Linked DNA regions of Homo sapiens: all the other regions are linked to region 2. The links are chromatin loops, found by intact Hi-C in ENCODE. Cell type or tissue: Caco-2. All regions are shown on one strand. Links, peaks and the distances in the headings refer to the core of each region. The heading gives the core; the rest is flanking DNA.

What was found. Hi-C counts contacts between places; a loop is a spot of excess contacts. Peaks named below come from ENCODE experiments on the same cell type or tissue, not always from the same donor. Only the 100,000 strongest peaks of a DNase experiment are listed, where the experiment ranks them.
Region 1: a loop joins it to region 2, with 4 times the contacts of the local background. A loop is called at or near these places in 1 of 110 quality-filtered maps.
Region 3: it touches region 2 in a loop (4-fold over the local background); 1 of 110 quality-filtered maps calls a loop at or near these places.

The regions. Positions count from the first base shown.
Region 1 is chr10:32,102,110-32,109,705 of GRCh38, forward strand. It overlaps the pseudogene RPS4XP11. Among named protein-coding and RNA genes, the nearest start is that of KIF5B, 49 kb to the left of the region's middle. In Caco-2, for the core only: no CTCF peak of the experiment used is centred there; DNase peaks (open chromatin) are centred at 2,928 and 3,792.
Region 2 is chr10:32,168,061-32,175,656 of GRCh38, forward strand. It overlaps the pseudogene RNU7-22P. Among named protein-coding and RNA genes, the nearest start is that of KIF5B, 120 kb to the left of the region's middle. RefSeq lists a silencer at 1,421-1,715. In Caco-2, for the core only: no CTCF peak of the experiment used is centred there; a DNase peak (open chromatin) is centred at 3,361.
Region 3 is chr10:32,091,081-32,098,676 of GRCh38, forward strand. No RefSeq gene overlaps it. Among named protein-coding and RNA genes, the nearest start is that of KIF5B, 38 kb to the left of the region's middle. In Caco-2, for the core only: no CTCF peak of the experiment used is centred there; a DNase peak (open chromatin) is centred at 4,421.

The sequences.
Region 1 (7,596 bases), core at 2,227-6,226, 65 kb before region 2:
AGAGTGATAGAGCTAGAAAATATACATCTTTTTTAAAGCCAAAGCTTATACTGATTTTTCCATTTAAATACGTGATGTTACTATACTCTACTTTCCTAATAGTAGAAAGTTTTATCATTGCCTAACTGAGAAAAGCCATTCCCTGCAACAAGAAGGAAAATCTCTAACTGCTGAACATTTATCTCACAAAACTCCTCCCAGGAAATATGAGTTCCCCCCAAATAACACATTTTGACTTACTATTCTATTTAATTAAACAAGTACATAACTGAAGCATTCTGAACATAGATGCAGGAGGACTTAGCTGTCAGGCTGAAGATCACCTATGTCTTTTTTTTTTTTGGCTATTAATCATGCCATGTTATTTTTAATTATGTACAAAGATCTAACATGTCACCCAGGGACAATTTCACCCACTGCTCTGTTTGGCCGCCAGTCTTTTGTCTCTCTCTTCAGCAATGGTGAGGTGGATACCCTTTCCTCGGGGAAGAGAAATCCATGGTTTGTTGCCCTTGCCAATAACAAAAATGTTGGAAAGTCGAGCGGCAAAGCTGTTGCCATTGGCATCTTTCACACGAACCACGTCGAATGATCCAGGGTGCCTCTCTCTGTTGGTGATCACACCAATTCTTTCCAGGTTAGCACCTCCAGTCACCATACATAGCTTACCAGCGTCAAACTTGATGAAATCAGTAATCTTGCCAGTCTCCAAATCAATCTAAATGGTGTCATTCACCTTGATGAGGGGATCAAGGTAGTGGATGGTGTGAGCATCATGAGTCACCAGATGAGGGATTCCTTTTGTGCCCACAAAGATTTTTCTCACTCTGCACAACTTGTACTTGGCCACTTCAGGTGTAATAAGATGTACATCAAAGCAACTCTTGGTGTCATAGATCAGACAGAAATTCTCTCTCATCTTGTCAATGCTGATGACATCCATGAATCCAGCAGGGTAGGTTATATCAGTTCAGACCTTGCCATTGATCTTAATGAACTGCTGCATGTAAATCTTCTTCCTCACCTGTCAGGTCATACTTAAGTCTGTTCCTTAGGAAAATGATGAGGGGGAGACACTCTCGCAACTTGTGGGGACCACTGGATGGACAAGGAGCAAACACACTGGTCACTTTATCCAGCATCCAATGCTTTGGAGCTGCTACCCACTTCAGATGCTTCTTGGGACACAGCCATGGCTGTGTTAGGCAAGGAAGGAGGATCACCTATGTCTTAACCTTTTCTTTTTGCAATAACAGAATAACTCAGGCTGGGTAATTTATAAATAAAAGAGGTTTATTTAGTTGATTCCGCAGGCTAGGAAGTATGAGAAGCACAGCTCCAGCATCTGCTTGGCTTCTGCTGAGGGGCTCATGGTAGGCTAAAACATGATGGAGAGGCCGGGGGCTACAGTTAAAGCTTGTAATCCCAGCACTTTGGGAGGCCAAGGTGGGCAGATCATTTGAGGTCAGGAGTTCGAGACTACCCTGGCCAACATGATGAAACCCCGTCTCTACTAAAAATATACAAAAAATTAGCTGGGCATGGTGGTATACGCCTGTAGTCCCAGCTTCTCAGGAGGCTGAGGCAGGAGAATCGTTTGAGCCCAGGAGGCGGAGGTGGCAGTAAGCCAAGATAGTGCCACTGCACTCCAGCCTGGTGACAGAGCAAGACTCTGTCTCAAAAGAAAAAAACAAGAAACAAAAAAACAAGCAACAATGTGGAAAGGTCAAAGGTGAAGTGGACACGTGTGAAGAAAGGCAAAGCCTGAGGAATGTCCTGGCTTTATAACAACCTGCCCTTCTGAGAACTAACCCATTCCCAAGAGACCTAATCCAAGACTAATTCAAGAACTCACTCACTACCATGAGAACAGCACCAAGCCATTCATGAGGGATCCACCCCCATGGCCCAAATACCTCCCACTAAACTCACCTCCCAACGCTGCCACCTTGGAGATCAAATTTCAACATGAGTTTTTGGGGGAAATAAACTCAAACCATACTCAAATCATAGCAATCTCCAAAACCATGAAAGCTGGCAGGGTTGCCATAACCACACTTTAATTATTTTAACTCTGTTATCTAAGGATCCCGGGAACACAAGCAATAAAAATTTTAACTCAAAAACTTTGCAGAGACGTCTCAATTCTCATTTAAAGCCTTAATGTCATTATGATGTTGGATTTCTTAGCCATCCTAAAGGCTGTAGGCTCTGAGGCATTTACTTGTTTCTTTTACAACATTAAAAATGGAACACTTCCATTTTTCAGGCAAGCAATTTATTTTATTGGAATTTCTTGGGTAGTCTCCAGCTGTGCAGGCCAAGAGACTTATCTGGGGGTCACAGACACATTCTGAATTGTGAGCTCTTCATTTCTGAGTCGATCAGAGTGGAAACTCTATTCAGCTTGTCAACACACATTTAGTGAGTCTCTCTTACACACCTGGCCCAAATATATATAGGAACTAGAAGTTTGGGAATGAAAAACATTTGTTTCTTTCCTTTAAGCCACCTCTAAAAGCTAGACTAGTCTTTCAGAATCAAGGACTATGTATCAAGGACTATACTTCTAAGAGGATCAGCTCAACTCCTGAGTGTTGCATGGGAATGGGGTCAGTCCTAGAGATGACTCATGGATTGAAATTGGTCTAGGAGGGATCAGCAGTGGCCCTGATTGTGTGTTGGTTATGTAGTGGAAGGAAGAAGAAAGAGGGCTCTGTAAAGAGGAAAGTCAGTCAGGAAGTGGAAGGACCACAGACTTCTGGGCTGGCCCTTCCTGGAGTGACCTTGAGCCCCTAATCCGGCCTGGGGATGACCCCTTTGAATATATTGGAACAGACCCCGAACCCCAAGGCTGGAGCACTATTTCCATTCAGGGAATAGTGATGCATGTGGGCCAATCAGTGGCTCACCTAGCTCCACCCTATTCCATGTCTGCCCCACCAGGACCTCGTCTTCTCTGGATCCAGTGCTGCAATGATCTGGGATGCATTTCTGTGTGTTTGAAGTCTTTAGGTAGCAACTAAGAGAACTACTATTTCTGACATTAAAGAAATTATGTTTGGTGATCATAAACCAGTTTCGTCATTTAATCCTTTTGTGTATCCAGACTATGACCTTCTCTTTCTTTCTTTATTTATTCATTTGCCAATTCATTTATTTAGCAAATATTTATCAGGATCTTTATGTGCACATAGCAGCAGTTAGGAAGGTGAGAAATTAACAAGCACAAAGTATATTCTGTAGAGAGGTGACCACAGTATTACATGGTGTGACAAAGTGACAATTTAGGGACAAGTTTTGAAAATGACATCCTCCGAAGTTGAATTGGAATAAAACATAAAGTGCATAAGATTAGCCATCCATAGAAGTTACTCAACCTGACACAAATTAGTCTCCCCCATAATAACAACTGTAAGTATAACTACATTTTGTAATTGGGGAAACATAATATGAGGTTATGTTGTACTACTATAATAACAAAAGCATTCATGTCTGGGGAGAAAGGGTGAAAAAGAAAAGTATTGGCCGGGCGCGGCGGCTCATGCCTATAATCCCAGCACTTTGGTAGGCTGAGGTGGGTGGATCACCTGACCTCAGGAGTTCAAGACCAGCATGGGCAACATGGTGAAACCCCATCTCTCCTAAAAATACAAAAATTAGCTGGGCATGGTGGCTGGCACCTGTAATTCCAGCTATTCAGGAAGCTGAGGCATGAGAATTGCTTGAACCCGGGAGGTGGAGTTTGCAGTGAGCCGAGATTGCGCTACTGTATTCCAGCCTGGGTGACAAGAGCGAACTCACAACAACAAAGAAAAGTATCTGTTAGTGTGCCTCCAGCACTGTCCAAGGGAGAGAAAATAATAGACCAGTGTTTGTTATCTAGATGGACATAGCCCCAGAGAGAAAGCTAATATTTGCATAGTGCTTTACTTTACAAAGCGTTTTCATGTATATATCTCTTTCAACATTCACAATTGCCCCATAAACATGCTATCATTATCATTCCTGTTTTATTGAGGAGGAAATGGAGTCTGGAGGCAAGGTGACTTTCCAAGGTCACCTTGTCAATGGAGTAGAGCTAGGAGTGATCTGAGTTGAAGGTGAGTGGGGTACTTTCCAATTCCCTGTAGCTGTCTTACATACGCCAGTGAAAACTCACTACAAGGCCAGTCGCATTGGCTCACACCTGTAATCCCAGCACTTAGGGAGGCCAAGGTAGGAGGATCACTTGAGCCTAGGAGTTGGAGACCAGCCTGGGTAATATAGTGAGACCCGTCTCTACAAAAAATACAAAAATTAGCCAGGTGTGGTGGTATTCCAGCTTCTCCAAGTCCCAAGGATTGCTGGAGCCTGGGAGGTCGAGGTTGCAGTGAGCAGCGATGGAGCCACTGCACTCCAGCCTCGGTGACAGAATATGAAAGAAAAAAATCGGGGCTGGCCTCAGGCTTTTGCAACCTGTGTAGCTGTGACCTGCTCGAGGGAGGGCCTTACTCTTGGTTTAATGCTTTATTGTCACTATCCCGAAGTTCTTTAATAATTTTTTAACAAGGAACTGGGTATTTTCATTTTGTACCAGATCCTACAAATTGCGTAGCCAGTCCTGACTGTACAAGTGATGGCTACCAGCTGGGCATGAGAGTCTTGGGAGTTTGTCCCAAAGTTTTGGGAGCTTGAAAGGTATATGGGATCTGGAAACAAGGACAGGAGAGGAAGTAGGCATAGGGAGAAACATGGGGAAAGGCAGGCTGGTAGGGCATACTGGGCACACTCTCTGGAGTAATACCATCTTGCAAGCTTGCTGCCTTTGGTTCATTCCAGAATATCCCTAATGAAAGAGTTATTGAAAGTAATGGCAAAGAACTGCAATTACTTTTGCACCAAACTAATACCACAACAGGTCTGTATGCTTAGTCCTTACATGTCTCCAAGGACACCATGATTGACTCTTTGCCAGCAACTGGGAATATGGCTCCTGAAATGTTCTTTATGGTAGTGACTGATAGTTTTTGTTTCTTTTTGGGACAGTCTCACTCTATCACCCAGGCTGGAGTGCAGTGGTGTGATCATAGCTCACTGCAGCCTTGATCTCCTGGGCTCAAGTAATTCCCCCACCTCAGCCTCCTGAGTAGCTAGGACTACAGGCATGCAACATCATGCCCAGCTAATTTTTAATTTTGTTTTCACAGAGACAGGGTCTCATTATGGCTCCCAGGCTGGTCTCAAACTCCTGGACTCAAGTGATCCTCCTGCCTCAGTCTCACGAAGTTTTAGTATTACAGGTGAGAGCCAATGCACCTGGCTATGATTGATGGTTTTGCTACATATACTTGGAGCAATGGGCCACACTGTACTGGTTTGTTGGGTTCTTGGCACAAATATCAAGACACTTGGGTTTTTTTACTGGGATCTTGAGTGTTAGTTGCCATGACTGGTTGTATAGCAGGAGGTACCTTTGTGACCCACCTGCTACAAAGCCCTCAGATTCTGAGACTCATATATACCAGATAGCTCTACCAGAGAGAAAGTGCTCCTGTGTGGCTGTGAATGAGGAAGGAAATCAGAGGCCTATGCTGGGCCTCCCAGGACCCTCCCTGGACTCCTCTGTTTGCACATTCCCTGCTATTTTTGCTCAGTATGCTTTGCTGCAATGAATCTTAGGACCCTGTCACTGAGTCTCGTGCATCCATCTGGTGAACCACCAAAAAACAAGACAAAATCTTCGGAAATAGTCCTTACGCTATTTTCTGCATTTTTCGTGATTAGAATCCATGTGGGTTTTTTTTAATCACACACACACACACACAAATATGACAAAAACTTGGATCTCAGGGAAGAAAAGTATTCATTAATGAACTACAAAACTAAGCCATGGCAAGGATGGGCGCTGTGGCTCACGCCTGTAATCCCAGCACTTTGGGAGGCCGAGGCTGGCAGATCAAGAGTTCTGGAGATCGAGACCATCCTGGCTAACACAGTGAAACCCCGTCTGTACTAAAAATAGAAAAAATTAGTTGGGCGTGGTGGTGGGCACCTGTAGTCCCAGCTACTCAGGAGGCTGAGGTAGGAGAATGGCATGAACCCGGGAGGTGGAGCTTGCAGTGAGCTGAGATGGCGCCACTGCACTCCAGCCTGGGTGACAGAGCAAGATTCCATCTCAAAAAAATAATAATGATAATAATCCATGGCAATGAGCAAAATGCAGGTGGGTGGGGAGGACCCTTGTAACTCTGATCACAAGAAAAGTGGTCATTTCTTTAACATATGAATCGTTCCTATAAACAAAGAAGAAAATCCCAACAATCCAATAGGAAAACTATCGAATGGATCACGCACACAAAAGATATGATAGTTCACTCAAAAGGAAAGATAAGGATACTAAGCAATAAATTCAAAATTAAACCAAAGTAAGATACCAATGGCACAAACCAAATGCTTTGCCGACATTGTGGGATAGGCTATGGTAAATTTATATATTGCTTATGAGGGTACAAATTAATACAACTTTTTTGGATTTTAATTTCTCAATAGTTCTAAAAATTTTAAATAACCTTTCCTTTGGCCTAGTGAATCCACTCTAAAAAACTATCTCGCAGATATGGTTCCTCAGTATAGGTTAAATAAAAGACATTCACTCACTGAATGCTGTTTATAAAAGCAAACATCTAAACAATCTATGGGTCCATCAACAAAATTCTTGCTGTATTATGTTTCATCCACACATTGGAAAAGTATAGAGCAGTTCAAAAAAATAAGATAAGGCCGGGCGTGGTGTGGCTCATGCCTGTAATCCCAGCACTTTGGGAGGCCGAGGCAGGTGGATCGCTTGAGGTCAGGAATTCGAGACTAGCCTGGCCAACATGGTGAAACTCCCATCTCTACTAAAAATACAAAAATTAGCCAGGCATGGTGGCGCATGCCTGTAATCCCAGCTACTTGGGAAGCTGAGGCAGGAGAATTGCTTGAACTGGGGAGGTAGAGGTTGCAGTGAGCCAAGATCGCACCACTGCACTCAAGCCTGGGCTACAGAGCAAGAATCTGCCTCAAAAATAAATAAATAAATAAGTCTATATGCACTGACATGTTCAAACCCTCTGCCACTGTAGATGAAAAATGTAATCTGCATAGCACAAATAGCTCAACAATATTTATGGAAAAGGTATATTTGCTATATCTTTGATATGCATGTATATGCATAGAAAGGGTTTGTGAGGATGTAGACCCACTTTTTAACACTTCCTTTAAGAGGAATGGGATAGAAAGGTTTTGATTTCTTTTTTCCACTTTTCATTCTATGCGTTTACTTGTTTTTACTAGGAGAATGTATGTTCATGTTACATTTGTGGACAGAGAATAAAAACAATAAGTCAAGTGCATCAGGTTCACAAAAGCCTTACCTGAAACTGCTACAGGGTGAACACCAGGAAAGGTAAAATCTGTTTCTCAGGACACGTGGAATTTCTGTGCCATTTGTGTGTGTAGGAGAAACCCCCAAATTCTCCCAATAAATTGCGAGTCCCGTAGGATAGGTACGCATTTGATGGCCTTGAAAAAGCGATCCTTGTATTTGCCGAACCCCTGAGAGGTCAACCAGGC
Region 2 (7,596 bases), core at 1,572-5,571:
GTGGCTCACACCTGTAATCCCAGCACTTTGGGGGGCCAAGGTGGGTGGATCACCTGAGGTCAGGTGTTCAAGACCAGCCTGACCAACATAGTGAAACCCTATCTCTACTAAAAATACAAAATTAGCCGGTCATGGTGGTGCATGCCTATAATCCCAGCTACTTGGGAGGCTGAGGCAGGAGAATCACTTGAACCCAGGAGGCAGAGGTTGCAGTAAGCTGAGATTGTGCCATTGCACTCCAGCCTGGGCAACAAGAGCGAAACTCCATCTCAAAAAATAAACCCCCCACAAAAAAACATTTTTTTTTTTTTTTGGCTGGGAATGGTGGTTCACACCTGTAATCCCAACACTTTGGGAGGCCAAGGTAGAAGGATCGATTGAGTTTAGGAGTTTGAGATCAGCCTGGGCAATATAGTGAGACCCCCATCTCTATTTTTTTTTTTAAAAGAACTTATTTTTGTCAAACAGTGACAGAGTCCCATACAGATATGTTTGTTTATGCAAGCTAGGAGAAAAATATGGAAGGACACACACCAGAGAGTGGTGGAGATGCTGGTAGGAGTAGGGGAGGATAAAAGCAGGGGTTGGGGGAGAAAAAAGAAAGAAAAGATGGTATTTAAGTATCCTCATTTGGTAGGCAGCACTTTGGGAGACAGAAGCAGGAGGATCACTTGAGGCCAGGAGCTCAAGACCAGCCTGGATAACATATCGAAACCCCATCTCTACAACAAACAAACAAACAAGCAAACAAACAAAAAGTCCCACGAAATGTATGATCCTGCTTATGCAAATGTATTCATATGCATTCATGCCTAAACATTTCCTGAAATGACAGTATCTAAACTGTTAGGATTTCAGTGACTCTTTTCTTTTTTTCTTTTTTTTTTTTTTTTTTTTTTGACAGGGCCTTGCTCTGTCACCCAGACTGGAGTGCACTGGCGTGATCTTAGCTCACTGCAGCCTCGAAACCCTGGGAGGGTTCGAGGGCGCAAGCAATCCTCCTGCCTCAGCCTCCTGAGTAGATAGGACTACACATGTGAGCCACCGTGCCCTGTTTTCTTTACACTTTTATGAATTGTAGGCAGGGCGTTGTGGCTCACGCCTGTAATCCCAGCACTTTGGGAGGCCGAGGCGGCGGATCACCTGAGATCGAGAGTTTGAGACCAACCTGACCAACAGTAGAAACCCCATCTCTACTAAAAATACAAAATTAGCCAGGTGTGGTGGTGCATGCCTGTAATCCCAGCTACTCAAGGAGGCTGAGGCAGGAGAATCGCTCGAACCCGGGAGGAGGAGGTTGCGGTGAGATGGGATCATGCCATTGCACTCCAGCCTGGGCAACAAGAGCGAAACTCTGTCTCAAAAAAAAAAAAAAGAAGAATTGTTCAAATGTTATATTGAGTATATGGTATTTAATAAATTTGCTAATTTATAAAGCTATTTTCCTGTTGAAAAAAAAAGTGCTCCACACCTAGAGGGTGCTACATCAGGGCCAATGTGCAATAGAATCACCAGTGGTTCTTAAAAATCTGAATTCCTGTGTTTCACTCCGGGTGTCCTGAATGAGAACCTCTGGGCATGGGGACCCGGAGTCTACATTACAAATCAGCACCTGGGGCAATTCTAACTGGCACTGAAAGTATGAGAGGCACTGCCAGAGCTTCTCCAGAATGAATAATCAGCAGTGCTTATTGAAAAGCTGCCCACACTCTGGGCAGCTAATCTGAAAAGCCGTGAACAGCTAAAGCAGCTGACGGACATTTAATCTGTAAGCATGTTCAAGGTCTTGTGCACTCAACAGAATCTTGCACCGCTCCTTCCTGACTTCTGGTTTCCTCTGCTTCCTCCCACATCCAGATGTCCAAGCCTCCTGTTTTCATTCCTGGCTCCCCCATGATCTGGGACCGTCTCTGCCTGGGCTCCTCTCCCAGGGCCACCTTCAGGGACCCTTTTCTACACCACCTTCCCATAAACCATTTGCAGTGGGTGCAAGCTCTACCTTTTTTGCTTCTTTTTTCTTTTTTCGAAATTTTGGGGGTACAAGCACAGATTTCTGCCATGCACATATTGTGTAGTGGTGAAGGCTGGGCTTTCAGTGAACCCATCACCAAAACAGTGAACACCGTACCCAACAGGTAATTTTTCAGCCCTTACCCCCTCCCACCCTCCTACCTTTTGGAGTCTCCAGTGTCTATTATTCCATTCTATATGTCCATGGGTACCCATGGTTTAGCTCTCGCTTCTAAGTGAGAATATGTGGTATTTGACTTTCTGTTTCTGAAGCGCTACCTTTTTTTTTGAGATGGAGTTTCGCTCTTGTTGCCCTGGCTGAAGTGCAATGGCGCCATCTTGGCTCACTGCAACCTCTACCTCCCAGGTTCAAGTGATTCTCCTGCCTCAGCCTCCTGAGTAGCTGGGACTATAGGCACACACCACCAAGCCTGGCTAATTTTTGTATTTTTAGTAGAGATGGGGTTTCTCCATGTTGGTCAGGCTGGTCTTGAACTCCTGACCTCAGGTGATCAGCCTGCCTCAGCCTCCCAAAGTGTTGGGATTACAGGCGTGAGCCACCATGCCCAGCTGAAGCGCTACCTTTTAAGGGTCCTCTAGTTACCTGCATCTTCATGTGAAGTCCTTCTAGGGACACTCCTAAATGCCCAGGGTCCCCAGTGAGAGGATAAACCTGGAGGTAGGGTGTCAGGGAAGCCGACTGAGGTATGGGGATCAGGCAGGTGGCTGTCTATGTTACTGGGTACAAGACAGAGCCCAGATGTGAACTTGTGGCTTGTTTTCAGAATTCATGGTTAGATATAAGTCATGCCATTTTTTTCTGACTTAGCACAAAATGATTTGAAGAGCTGTAAGCTTTTATATTGTCTGATTTACTTTTAAGTACTGTACTTCAGCAAAGGTTGTGTGTGTGTGTGTGCGCAAGTGCGTGTGTGTGTTAGATTTGACCTTCACAATTCTTAATTGGAAACACACAATTTGGGGATGTTTAGTTAGCATCTGAAAGGCTAATCAGGAGCCCCTATTCCAGAGAGGAAACCCTAAGCCCTTCTGTTAGCTTTGTTAATTGGCGCAGTGGATTTATAAGCAACTTTATACTGATGGGATGGCTGGGTTTAAGCTCCTTGGACTGGCTTCAGAGATTGTTCTGCCGTGATCCTCCTGCCACTGCAATTCCAGTAGCCCCTTATACTTTGCATGGTGCCCAAGAAACAGCCCTGAGTCCTGGTCTTTCAGAGGCTTCCCTCACCCGGTCCTCATTAAGTCTGTGCAGTCCAGCTCCTGGGATATTGTTGAATCTGCCTTAGGTAAACATTTCCTGCAATGTTCTGAAAGAACAGAAAGCTGCCATTCCACAGAACTTACAGAACAGGCTCTGCAGCTGTTACTTGCCAGCTTGCTGGTCAATATTTGTAGGTGGGACAAGAGCTCTAGTCTCTGAGACTTGCTTTCATTGTAACAAACTGCCTCGTTGAGCCACAGTTTCCTTGTAACAAACTGCAAATTGTCATCACCTACTTCTAACTTTTTGTGGTGAGCCATATCAATTAATTTTTTTTTATTTGAGACAGAGAGAGTCTCGCTCTGTTGCCCAGGCTGGAGTGCAGTGGTACAATCTCAGCTCACTGCAGCCTCTGCCTCCCAAATTGAAGCAATTCTCCTGCCTCAGCCACCCAAATATCTGGGACTACAGGCAGGCACCACCATCCCTGGCTAATTTTTGTAGTTTTTAAGTAGAGATGGGGCTTCACCATGTTGGCCAGGCTGGTTTCGAACTCCAGACCTCAGGTGATCCTCCTGTCTTGGCCTCCCAAAGTGCTGGGACTACAGGCGTGAGCCACCACGCCTGGCCTCCATTAATTCTTAAAACGGCTTAATAAGGCCGGGCACGGTGGCTCACGCCTGTAGTCCCAGCACTTTGGGAGGCCGAGGTGGGCAGATCACCTGAGGTCAGGAATTTGAGACCAGCCTGGCCAACATGGTGAAACCCCATCTCTACTAAAAATACAAAAATTAGCCAGGTGTGGTGGTACGCACCTGTAATCCCAGCTACTCGGGAGGCTGAGGCAGGAGAATCACTTGAACCCAGGAGGCGGAGGTTGCAGTGAGCCAAGATCTTGCCACTGCACTCCAGCCTGGGTGACACAGTGAGATCTTGTCTCAAAAAAAAAAAAAAAGAAAAGAAAAGAACAACTGCGCAAAGGGTGTGAAGGAAGGCAGGGCTGTGCCTGAGATGGAGCAGGGACCCCTCTGACCTGCCGCGTCCCACCCCCCACAACATAAGGGACCTCCCCCCACACCTCCCACCCCAGGGGAAAGGCCACCTCTCTGGGGTCCGGGACTAATAAGGGGAATGAAAGTGATTTGTACTTAACAATAGAGCTGCTAACTGACAATCTGAAAAGAACAAGAGCCAGGCAGGAATAGGAACCTTAACATGCACATGGTATTAGAAGCTTCAGCTCATGGCCGGGCGTGGTGGCTCACGCCTGTAATCCCAGCACTTTGGGAGGCCCAGGCGGTCGGATCACGAGGTCAGGAGATCCAGCTCATCCTGGCTAACATGGTGAAACCCCGTCTCTACTAAAAATATAAAAAATTAGCCAGGGGCGTGGTGGCGGGCACCTGTAGTCCTAACTTCTCGGGAGGCTGAGGCAGGAGAATGGCGTGAACCCGGGAGGCGGAGCTTGCAGTGAGCCGAGATCGCGCCACTGCACTCCAGCCTGGGCGACAGAGCGAGACTAAGTCTTAAAAAAAAAAAAAAAGAAGCTTCAGATCATAACAGAGAAGAAAGGGAAAAGAGAATACAAGAAACAGTCCCATTGACAAGTGGTTTTAGGTCCTGGTTTTGTTTGTTATGCTTATTAGAGTAGAGTAGAACTACCTCAAGGGCAAATGGGCATTTTGTTACACAGAAATTTCTGGAGTTTCTTAATTTTTTTAATTTTTGTTTTACAGACAGGGTCTCACTGTGTCACCCAGGCTGAAACAGTGGTACACTCATAGCTCACTGCAGCCCCAAACTCCTGGGCTCAAGTAAACCTCCCACATTAGCCTTTCAAGTAGCTAGGACTACAGGCATGCACCACCACACCTGGCTATTCTTAAAAGTTTTTATGGAGACGGGGTCTCACTGTCCTGGCCAGTCTGGTCTTGAACTTCTGACCTCAAGATATCTTCCCACCTTGGCCTCCCAAAGCACTGAATTATAAGCATGAGCCACTGTGCCCAGCCTTGGTTTTAAATATACATACATACATATATATATATATATGTATATATATGTGTATATATATGTGTATATATATGTGTATATATATGTATATATGTGTATATATGTATATATGTGTATATATATGTATATATGTATATATATATGTATATATATGCGTATATATATGTGTATATATGTGTATATATATGTATATATGTATATATATATGTATATATATGTGTATATATGTATATATATATGTGTATATATGTATATATATGTGTATATATATGTATATATATATGTGTATATATACATATATATATAAAATATAGAAAGCAACAAAAGTGAGATACAGTTCTTCCTCTTCCCTTTCTTTTTCTTAAAAGAAAATCTTTTGAGTGTTACAGCTCTTTTAGAATTTGTCTAGCCGGCTTTCCAGTTTTGCCGGAAAGCCCCCAAATAAATAAATAAATATAAATCTTTTGCATCAAAGGACATTATCAAGAATGTGAAAGACAACCTACAGAATGGGAGAAAATATTAACAAATCATATATCTCATAAGGGTTCAATATTCAGAATATATAAAGAACTCTTACAACTCAACAACAAAAACATAACATAGGGCCTGGCATGGTGGCACACGCCTGTAATCCAGCACTTAGGGAGGCTGACACGGGTGGATCACCTGAGGCCAGGAGTTCAAGACTAGCCTGGCCAATATGGCGAAACCCCGTCTTAACTAAAAACACAAAAATTAGCTGGGCATGGCGGGCACCTGTAGTCCCAGCTACTCGGGAGGCTGAGGTGGGAGAATCGCTCGAACCCAGGCGGCAGAGGTTGCAGTGAGCCGAGATTGCACCACCACACTCTCCAGCCTGGGCAGCAGAGCGAGACTCCATCTCAAAAAAAGAAAACAAAAAAAATAAACAGATAACTCAGTTAAAAAACAGGCAAAGGACATGAATAGACATTTCTCCAGAGAAGATATACGCATGGCCAAAAAGCACATGAAAAGATTTTCCACGTCATTGGTCATTAGGGAAATTAAATCACAACCAAAATGAGATACCACCTCAACTAGGATGGCTCAAATAAAAAAAAGAGTTGGTGAGGGTATAGAGAAACTGGAACCCTTCAGCATTGCTGGTGCAAATGTATAAAGGGTGCAGCCACTGTGGAAAACAGTCTGGCAGTTTCTCAGAAAGTTAAACATAGAGTTTCCATATGACCCAGCAATTCCGCTCCTAAGTATACACCCAAGAGAAATGAAAACATATGTCCACACAGAAATTTATACACAAGTGTTTATAGCAGCATTATTTATTTGTTTAAGCTTTTAATTTTTTTTGAGACAGGGTTTCACTCCCATCACCCAGGCTGGAGTGTAGTGATGCAATCTTGGCTCACTGCATTCTCCACCACCGGCGCTCAAGCAATTTTCCTGCCTCAGCCTCCAGTGTAGCTGGGATTATAAGACCATACCTGGCTAATTTTTTGTATTTTTAGTAGAGACAGGGTTTTGTGATGTTGAGCCTGAGATCAGGTGATCTGCCTGCCTTGGCCTTGCAAAGTGCTGGGATTACAGGCATGATCCACCATGCCCAGCCAACAGCATTATTTGTGATACCCAAAGGTGGAAACAGCCCATCCGTTGATGAATGGATAAACAAATGTGGTATACTTTTTTTTGGAGACAGAGTTTTGCTCTGTCACCCAAGCTGGAGTGCAGTGGCGCAATCTCGGCTCACTGCAACTTCTGCCTCCCGGGTTCAAGCGATTCTCCTGTCTCAATCTCCTGAGTAGCTGCAATTATAGGCGCCCACCACTGCACCCGGCTAAATTTTGTATTTTTAGTAGAGATGGGGTTTTGTTGTGTTGGCCAGACTGATCTCAAGCTCCTGACCTCAAGTGATCCACCCACCTCGGCCTCCCAAAGTGCTGGGGTTACAGGCGTGAGCTACGGCGCCCAGCCAACTCTTTTTTTTTTTTTTTTTTTTTTTTTTTTGAGACAGAGGCTCGCTCTGTAGCCCAGGCAGGAGTGTAATGGTGCGATCTCGGCTCTCTGCAACTTTTGCTCCCTGGGTTCAAGCGATTCTCCTGCCTCAGCCTCCTGAGTAGCTGGGACTACAGGTGCGCGCCACCATGCCCAGCTAATTTTTGTATTTTTAGTAGAGACGGGGTTTCACCACGTTGGTCAGGCTGGTCTCAAACTCCTGACCTTGTGATCCACCCACCTTGGCCTCCCAAAGTGCTGGGATTACAAATGTAAGCCACGGTGCCCAGCCAACTCTTAACGAAGTAGTATTCAGCCATAAAAAGGAACAAAGTACTGACACATGCTACAATATGAAGGAACCTTGAAAACAT
Region 3 (7,596 bases), core at 2,227-6,226, 76 kb before region 2:
CTGTGGTTTTGAGGGATCTCCTGGTTATTGATTTATAATTTTATCCCACTGTGGTCTGAATGTATGATTGCTATGATTTCAGTGTTTTTGAATTTATTGAGACTTGTTTTATGGCTGTGCATGTGGTTGATCTTGGACTATGTTCTATGTGCTCATGAGAAGAATGTACATTCTGTAGTTGATGGGTGGAGTGTGTCTATTTGGTCCAACTGGACAAGTGTTAAATTTAAGTACAGGATTTCTTTGCCAGCTTTCTGCCTCAGTGATCTGTCTAACACTGTCAGCAGAGTGTTGAAGTCCCCTGCCATTATTGTATAGCTGTCTAAGTCTTCTTGTAAGTCAAAAAGTGCTTGTTCTATGAATCTGGGTGCTCCAATGTTGGATGCATATGTATTTAGGATAGTTAAGTCACCTTGTTGGATTGAACACTTTATCATTATGTGGTGTCCTTCTTTGTCCTTTTTTACAGTTAGTTTAAAGTCTATTTTATCTGATATGAGACTAGCAACCCCTGCTCTTTTTTGTTCTATATTTGTGTAATAGTTCTTTCTCCAACCCTTTATCTTGAGTCTATGAATGTTGTTATGGTGAGATGGGTCTGTTGAAGACAGCAGATGAATGGGTCTTGTTTTTTTATTCAACTTGCCACTCTGCGCCTTTTTTTTTTTTTTTTCGAGACAGAGTTTTGCTCTTAATGCCCAGGCTGGAGTGCAATGACGCGATCTCGGCTCACTGCAACCTCCGCCTCCCAGGTTCAAGCGATTCTCCTGCCTCAGCCTCCCGAGTAGCTGGGATTACAGGCAAGTGCCACCACGCCCAGCTAATTTTTTGTATTATTAGTAGAGACGGGGTTTCTCCATGTTGGTCAGGCTGGTCTCTAACTCCCGACCTCAGGTGATCCACCCACCTCGGCCTCCCAAATTGCTGGGATTACAGGCATGAGCCACCACGCCTGGCCACTCTGTGCCTTTTAAGTGGAGCATTAAGACCATTGACATTCAAGGTTAATTAATTTGGTCTTTGAATGAGGGGTACAGTTCTCAATGTATTTGGGAGGGTTTTTTTTTGAGACAGAGTCTTCCTCTGTCACCCAGGCTAGAGTACAATGACATGATCTTGGCTTACTGCAACCTCCGCCTCCTGGGTTCAAGCGATTCTTCTGCTTCAGCCTCCCCAATAGCTGGGACTACAGGCGTGTGTCACCACACCTGGCTAATTTTTGCATTTTTAGTAGAGATGGGGTTTCACCATATTGGCCAGGCTGGTCTCGAACTCCTGACCTCATGATCCTCCCCCCTCGGCCTCCCAAAGTGCTGGGATTACAGGCGTGAGCCACAGTGACCAGCCAATTTTTTTTTTTTTCTTTTTTTTTTTGAGACAGAGTCTGCTCTGTTGCCCAGGCTGCAGTGCAGTTGCGCCATCTCGGCTCACCGCAAGCTCCGCCTCCTGGGTTCACGCTATTCTCCTGCCTCAGCCTCCCGAGCAGCTGGGACTACAGATGCCCGCCACCACGCCCAGCCAATTTTCTCTATTTTTAGTAGAGATGGGGTCTCTACTAAACTATCCTGTTAGCCAGGATGGTCTCGATCTCCTGACCTCGTGATCTGCCCGCCTCGGCCTCCCTAAGTGCTGGGATTACAGGCATGAGCCACCACGCCCGGCCTTTTTATTTTTTTAATAAAAGTAGTTCACAATGGCTGGATTCCTTTTATGTAGTACACATCCATGATAATATACTACCTGACTAAACTTTCTTTGGGAAATTATCTGGTTATGACACTCCTCAACAACCTTCTATGGTTTCTTTCTTTCTTTTTTTTTTTTTTTTTTGAGACAGAGTCTCACTCTGTTGCCCAGGCTAGAGTGCAGTGGCGTGGTTTCTGCTCACTGCAACCTCCATCTCCCAGGTTCAAGCAATTCTCCTGCCTCAGCCTCCCAAGTACCTGGGATTACAGGCACCTGCCACCATGCCTGGCTAATTTTTTGTATGTTTAGTAGAGACGGGGTTTCTCCATGTTGGCCAGACTGGTCTCGAACTCCTGACCTCATGATCCGCCCACCTAGGCCTCCCAAAGCAGTGGGATTACAGGTATGAACCAACGCGCCAGGCCCGTCTATGGTTTCTTATTGTCTCAGGTCAAGCACACATTTCCTCCATGTGGTATTTTAGGGTTTCTGAAATGTGTTCTCAACCGTCTTTACAAGTTTTGCTTCTTCAGGTCCCCTTATGTACTCCATCAGACCTACTTTCTATTTCCAAATATTCCATGGCTCACCACCTCTGTGCCTCTGTGTCCCCCATGTGGAAGTTTCTGTCTCCATCTCTTACTCCACTGATTCTTCAAGTCCAAGTGATATAACCCCCACAGTCTTTTGTATGGTACTTTATTGCAAAATGCCTTATGTTAGCATAAACTGAGTATTTGTCACATTCAGTTATATTAGATTGAATATTCTTAAAGAGCAAGAATCAGTTCTTATCCATCCTTTAGACTACTGGGATCAGCACAGTTTGTTTAGTAAAATTGAGTACCTTCAATCAAAGCCTCCAACCAGCAGTGACAGGCTCAGCAAATACCCTGAGATCCTTTAAGAAAAGTATCAGTTCTTAAAAAGTATCTGGTTGTTGAAGACAACAACCATACATCTGTTGTTGGAGTAGCTGGGTGCAAAACCAAAAAAGGAAACAGAATAATACTTTCAAGTACTTACTGTGTACAGTGCATTATTATGTCCTTTTATGTAATTCAGTCTGTCAGTCATTCAACAAACATTTATTGAGTCTCATTAGTGCTGTGCTAGGAGAGCAAGCAATACAGCAAGTGCATCAGTGAATTCAGTCTAACATGATGGAAGCGATGATAGAGGACACATGAAGTGCTTTGGGAACACAGAGACTAGATATGTACGTTCAACTATCTGGGCAGCCAAATCTTCCCAGAGGAAGTATCCTTGAGCTGAGCTTTGAAATATAATTCAGCTAGGTAAGGAAATGGGGAAGGGCATTCCAGGGACAGGGAACAGTATGCGCACAGGCCTGGCAGCATGAAATACCACCATGCTTGTGGGAGTGGGGTTATGGCAGGAAACAAGACTACAGAACCAGGATATGAAAGACCGTGGGAATAAATTTAGGTTATCCGGAAAGCTAGAGGACATCTTGAAGGCTTTAAAGCCAGAGAGTGGTGGGATCAGATTTGCCCTTTAGAAAGGCCTCACTGGCGGTGACATGGAGAATGCATTGGAGGAAGACAGGTGGACTAGTTAGAATAGACTAATTAAAATGCTCTTGGAGTCATCTCACAGGGGAGTGATGAGAGATGAAACAAATGGGAATAGAGAATGAGAAAGCAATGAGAGAGAGAGACTAGATTCTATGAAACTTGGAGATTGTTTGGACGTGGGGTGGGGTTAAGAATGAAGAATCTAGGATTATTCCCACAACCCTGCCTTGGGTGATGGTACAACTCACACTAGGGTGATGGAGGTGAGGCACTTGCCTCAGACACAAAATTAAGGGAGATCCCCAAAAACTCAGTAAGATAAATAATATTTTAATGCAATATTTGCAAAATTAAAATGACTGCAAGAGGCTGGGCGCAGTAGCTCATGCCTGTAATCCCAGCACTTTGGGAGGCCGAGGTCAGGAGTTCAAGACCAGCCTAGCCAACATGGTGAAACCCCATCTCTACTAAAAATACAAAAATTATCCAGGCATGATGGTGGGTGCCTGTAATCCCAGCTACTCAGTAGGCTGAGGCAGGAGAATTGCTTGAACCATGGAGGTGGAGGTTGCGGTGAGCTGGGATCACACCACTGCACCCCAGCCTGGGCGACAGAGTAAGACTCTGTCTCAAAAAAGTAAATAAATAAAAAAAATAACTGCAAGAAAATCCATGATAAACAAAATGTCAAAATTTTAGGGAAAGAATGTGGCTTTGCTTGCATGATCTGGTTTCACTCACCTCACCCTAACACTGGCTCTGAAAAAGAAAGGTATTGTTAATCCATTTTCACTGAGAAAACTGCAGTCCAGAGAAGTAAAATTACTAAGTGAAGGTCACACAGCCAGCAAGTGCCAGGAGCCAGGGCCCCCACCCCTTGAGAGCATAAGGCAGTGCCCCTCTCCACTGCAGCACCCTTGCAGGGCTGAGGTCCCCTGGCTGCAGTGGTGAGTGCTGTGCTGTCTTCTTTACTTGCTTTCCACTTTTAGCAAATAGTGACTATGTCAATAAAGGGAGGTGTCCTCAAACCCTATTGTCTTGAGTTTAGTTTAGCAGTAAAACAAACAAAAAAAGGTCATATTACAAGCAGAGAGTTAAGGGTACAAGTTACAAAAGTAATAAATTCTTGGGCTAGACACAGTGGCTCATGCCTGTAATTTGAGCACTTTGGGAGACTGAGGTGGGAGGATCATCTTAGCCCAGAAGTTTGAGGCTGCAGTGAGCTGTGATTGCATCATTGTGCTCCAGCCTGGGTGAAAGAGCAAGACCTTGTCTCAAAAAAAAAAAAAAAAAAAAAAGGAAAGAAAGGAAAAGAAATCTTTGAGAGTCAGTCTGGACTCAATAGCAAACATCAATTTCTGAAGTTTCTGAAAGCGTGGAATCAGCGAATACAGAATTGATCATGGAAATGATGACCCACAGTGTCAGTACAAATGCATTAAGATGCATTAAGTATAGTTGCTTGGAATCAATACAATCGAAATAAGTAAATATATGGGCACTTTGGCACTCAGGTCCTTCATCTCACAATTCCTGGAGGTTCCACTCTGCCACCAGATCTCAGTTGGCATCTGATATGGTTTGGCTGTGTCCCCACCCAAATCTTGTATCGAATTGTAGTTCCCATAATTCCCTTGTGTTGTGAGAGGGACCCACTGGGAGATAATTGAGTCATGGGGGCTGTTCATGGTAGTGAATAAGTCTCACGAGATCTGATGGTTTTATAAGAGGAAACCCCTTTTGCTTGGCTCTCACGTTTCTCTTGTCTGCCACCATGTGAGATGTGACTTTCACCTTCCACCATGATTGTGAGGCCTCCCCAGAAACATGGAACTATGAGTCTATTAAACCCCTTTCTTCTGTAAATTGCCCACTCTCGGATATGTCTTTATCAGCAGCGTGAAAAGAGACTAATACAGCATCTGTGGAAAACAAACAATCTTTCTTTTAGCTTGGTCAATTCCAGAGATTTTGAGCTCTCAATTCAGACATGAGCCCTGCCAATGCCTTCTAGACAGAGCTTCCCTCTGCAGACTACTGTGAAGAATGTGTTTTGTTTTTGTTTTGAGACGGAGTCTCACTCTGTCCCTCAGGCTGGAGTGCAGTGGCACAACCTTGGCTCGCTGTAATCTCTGCCTCCTAGATTCAAGCAATTCTCCTGCCTCAGCCTCCTGAGTAACTGGGATTACAGGCACATGCCATCACGCCCAACTAATTTTTGTATTTTTAGTAGAGACAGAGTTTTCCCATGTTGGCCAAGGTGGTTTTGAACTCCTGACCTCAAGTGATCCACCAGAATGCATTTTAAGTGGCTCTGAGTAACAAACTTCCCAGTGTTGATGATGGCCCAGTACATAACCTAGACTGATGACAATTGTCAGCCCATATTATGGTGGCTTTAGCCACTGCAAAGCTGTATAAGGTACAGAATAGCACTAGTTATATATGTTTTCATATTTCTTTTCTCTTTGTGATATGAATCCACTACAATGCACTAAAAGAGTATTTATTTACTGCTGTATTTTTGTTTTCCATGATAGCTATTGCTTCCCAAAGTTAACGTAAAAATAGTTTACTACTGTTAACTTGCTTGGTTAACCCAACTTATGAACTACGTTAGTACGGTAAATGTTTTATATAAACAGTTTTTGAAGGCACAGCACAAGTCAAAAGTCCACAGAGGCAATGTGACTTAATTTCTGGAAAATTAAGAGTTTCATGAACATCTAAGAAATGAAATAGATGAACATATATTTAATAGTTAGTGGCATTAAAATCAAACATTAAGGCTAATTTCAATGTACTTATCTCACTTGACCAGTTAAAATGGTTTTCAACTCGTAAAATTCTGCCTTTGCGGTAAGATTACAACATATAAAAGTTTTTCAATGTGATTTTAACCAATGTAGCCAATCATTTAGGACTAAGACCATATTTTTGATCAGGGACATTTTCTCCTCATTCAAGTACAGTTGTAAATTTGTTTTATTTTGAAATATTTTAACATAAAAAAATGTATAGCATGTAATGTTATGGGCACCTATTCAGCCAAAAGCCCCATTTAAGTTGTAAACTTGGTATAACTGAAGCTCTCTGTGCACTCCTACCCATCTCATTTCCACTTTTCCCATTGGGTACTGACATCAATCCCAGTTATTCTTGCTACACGTTACCTGTATCAGTCCGTTATCATGCTGCTATGAAGAAATACCTCAAATTGGGTAATTTATAAAGGAAAGAGGTTTAATTGACTCACAGTTCTGCATTGCTGGGAAAGCCTCAGGAAACTTACAATCATGGCAGAAGGCAAAAGAGAGGCAGGCACTTCCTTCACAGGGTGGCAGGGAGTGCATGCAGGGGAAATGCCAAATGCTTATAAAACCATCAGATCTTGTGAGAATTCACTCACTATAACGAGAACAGCATGGGGGAAACTGTCCCCATGATTCAATTACCTCCACCTGGTCCTGCCCTTGATACATGGGGATTATGGAGATTACAATTCAAGATGAGATTTGGGTGGGGACACAGAGTCTAACCAGATCATTCCACCCCTGGCCTCTCCCAAACCTCATATCCTTTTCACATTTCAAAACCAATCATACCTTCCCAACAGTACCCCAAAGTCTTCATTCATTCCAACATTAACCCAAGTCCAAGTCCAAAGCCTCATCTGAGACAAGGCAATTCCCTTCTACCTATGAGCCTGTAAAATTAAAAGCTAGTTAGTTACTTCCTAGATACAATGGGGGTACAAGCATTGGGTAAATGGGAGAAACTCATTCCAAATGGGAGAAATTGGCAAAAATGAAGGGGTTAGAGGGCCAATGCAAGTCCAAAATCCAGTGGGGCAGTCAAATCTTAAAGCTCCAAAATCATCTCCTTTGACTCCATGTCTCACATCCAGGTCATGCTGATGCAAGAGGTGGGTTCCCATGGTCTTGGGCAGCTCCACCCCTGTGGCTTTGCAGGGTACAGCCCCCCTCCCAGCTGCTTTCACAGGCTGGTGTTGAGTGTCTGTGGCTTTTCCAGGCGCATGGTACAAGCTGCTGATGGATCTACCATTCTGGCATCTGGAGGACAGTGGCCCTCTTCTCACAGCAACACTAGGCAGTGCCTCAGTAGGGACTCTGTGTGGGGGCTCTGACCCCATATTTCCCTTCCACACTGCACTAGCAGAGGTTCTCCATGAGGGCTCTGCCCTTGCTGCAAACTTCTGCCTAGATATCCAAGCATTTCCATACATCCTCTGAAATCTAGACAGAGGTTTCCCAACCTCAGTTCTTGACTTCAGTACACCCACAGGCCCAACACCACATGTAAGCCACCAAGGCTTGGGGCTTGCATCCTCTGAAGCAACATCCTGAGCTTT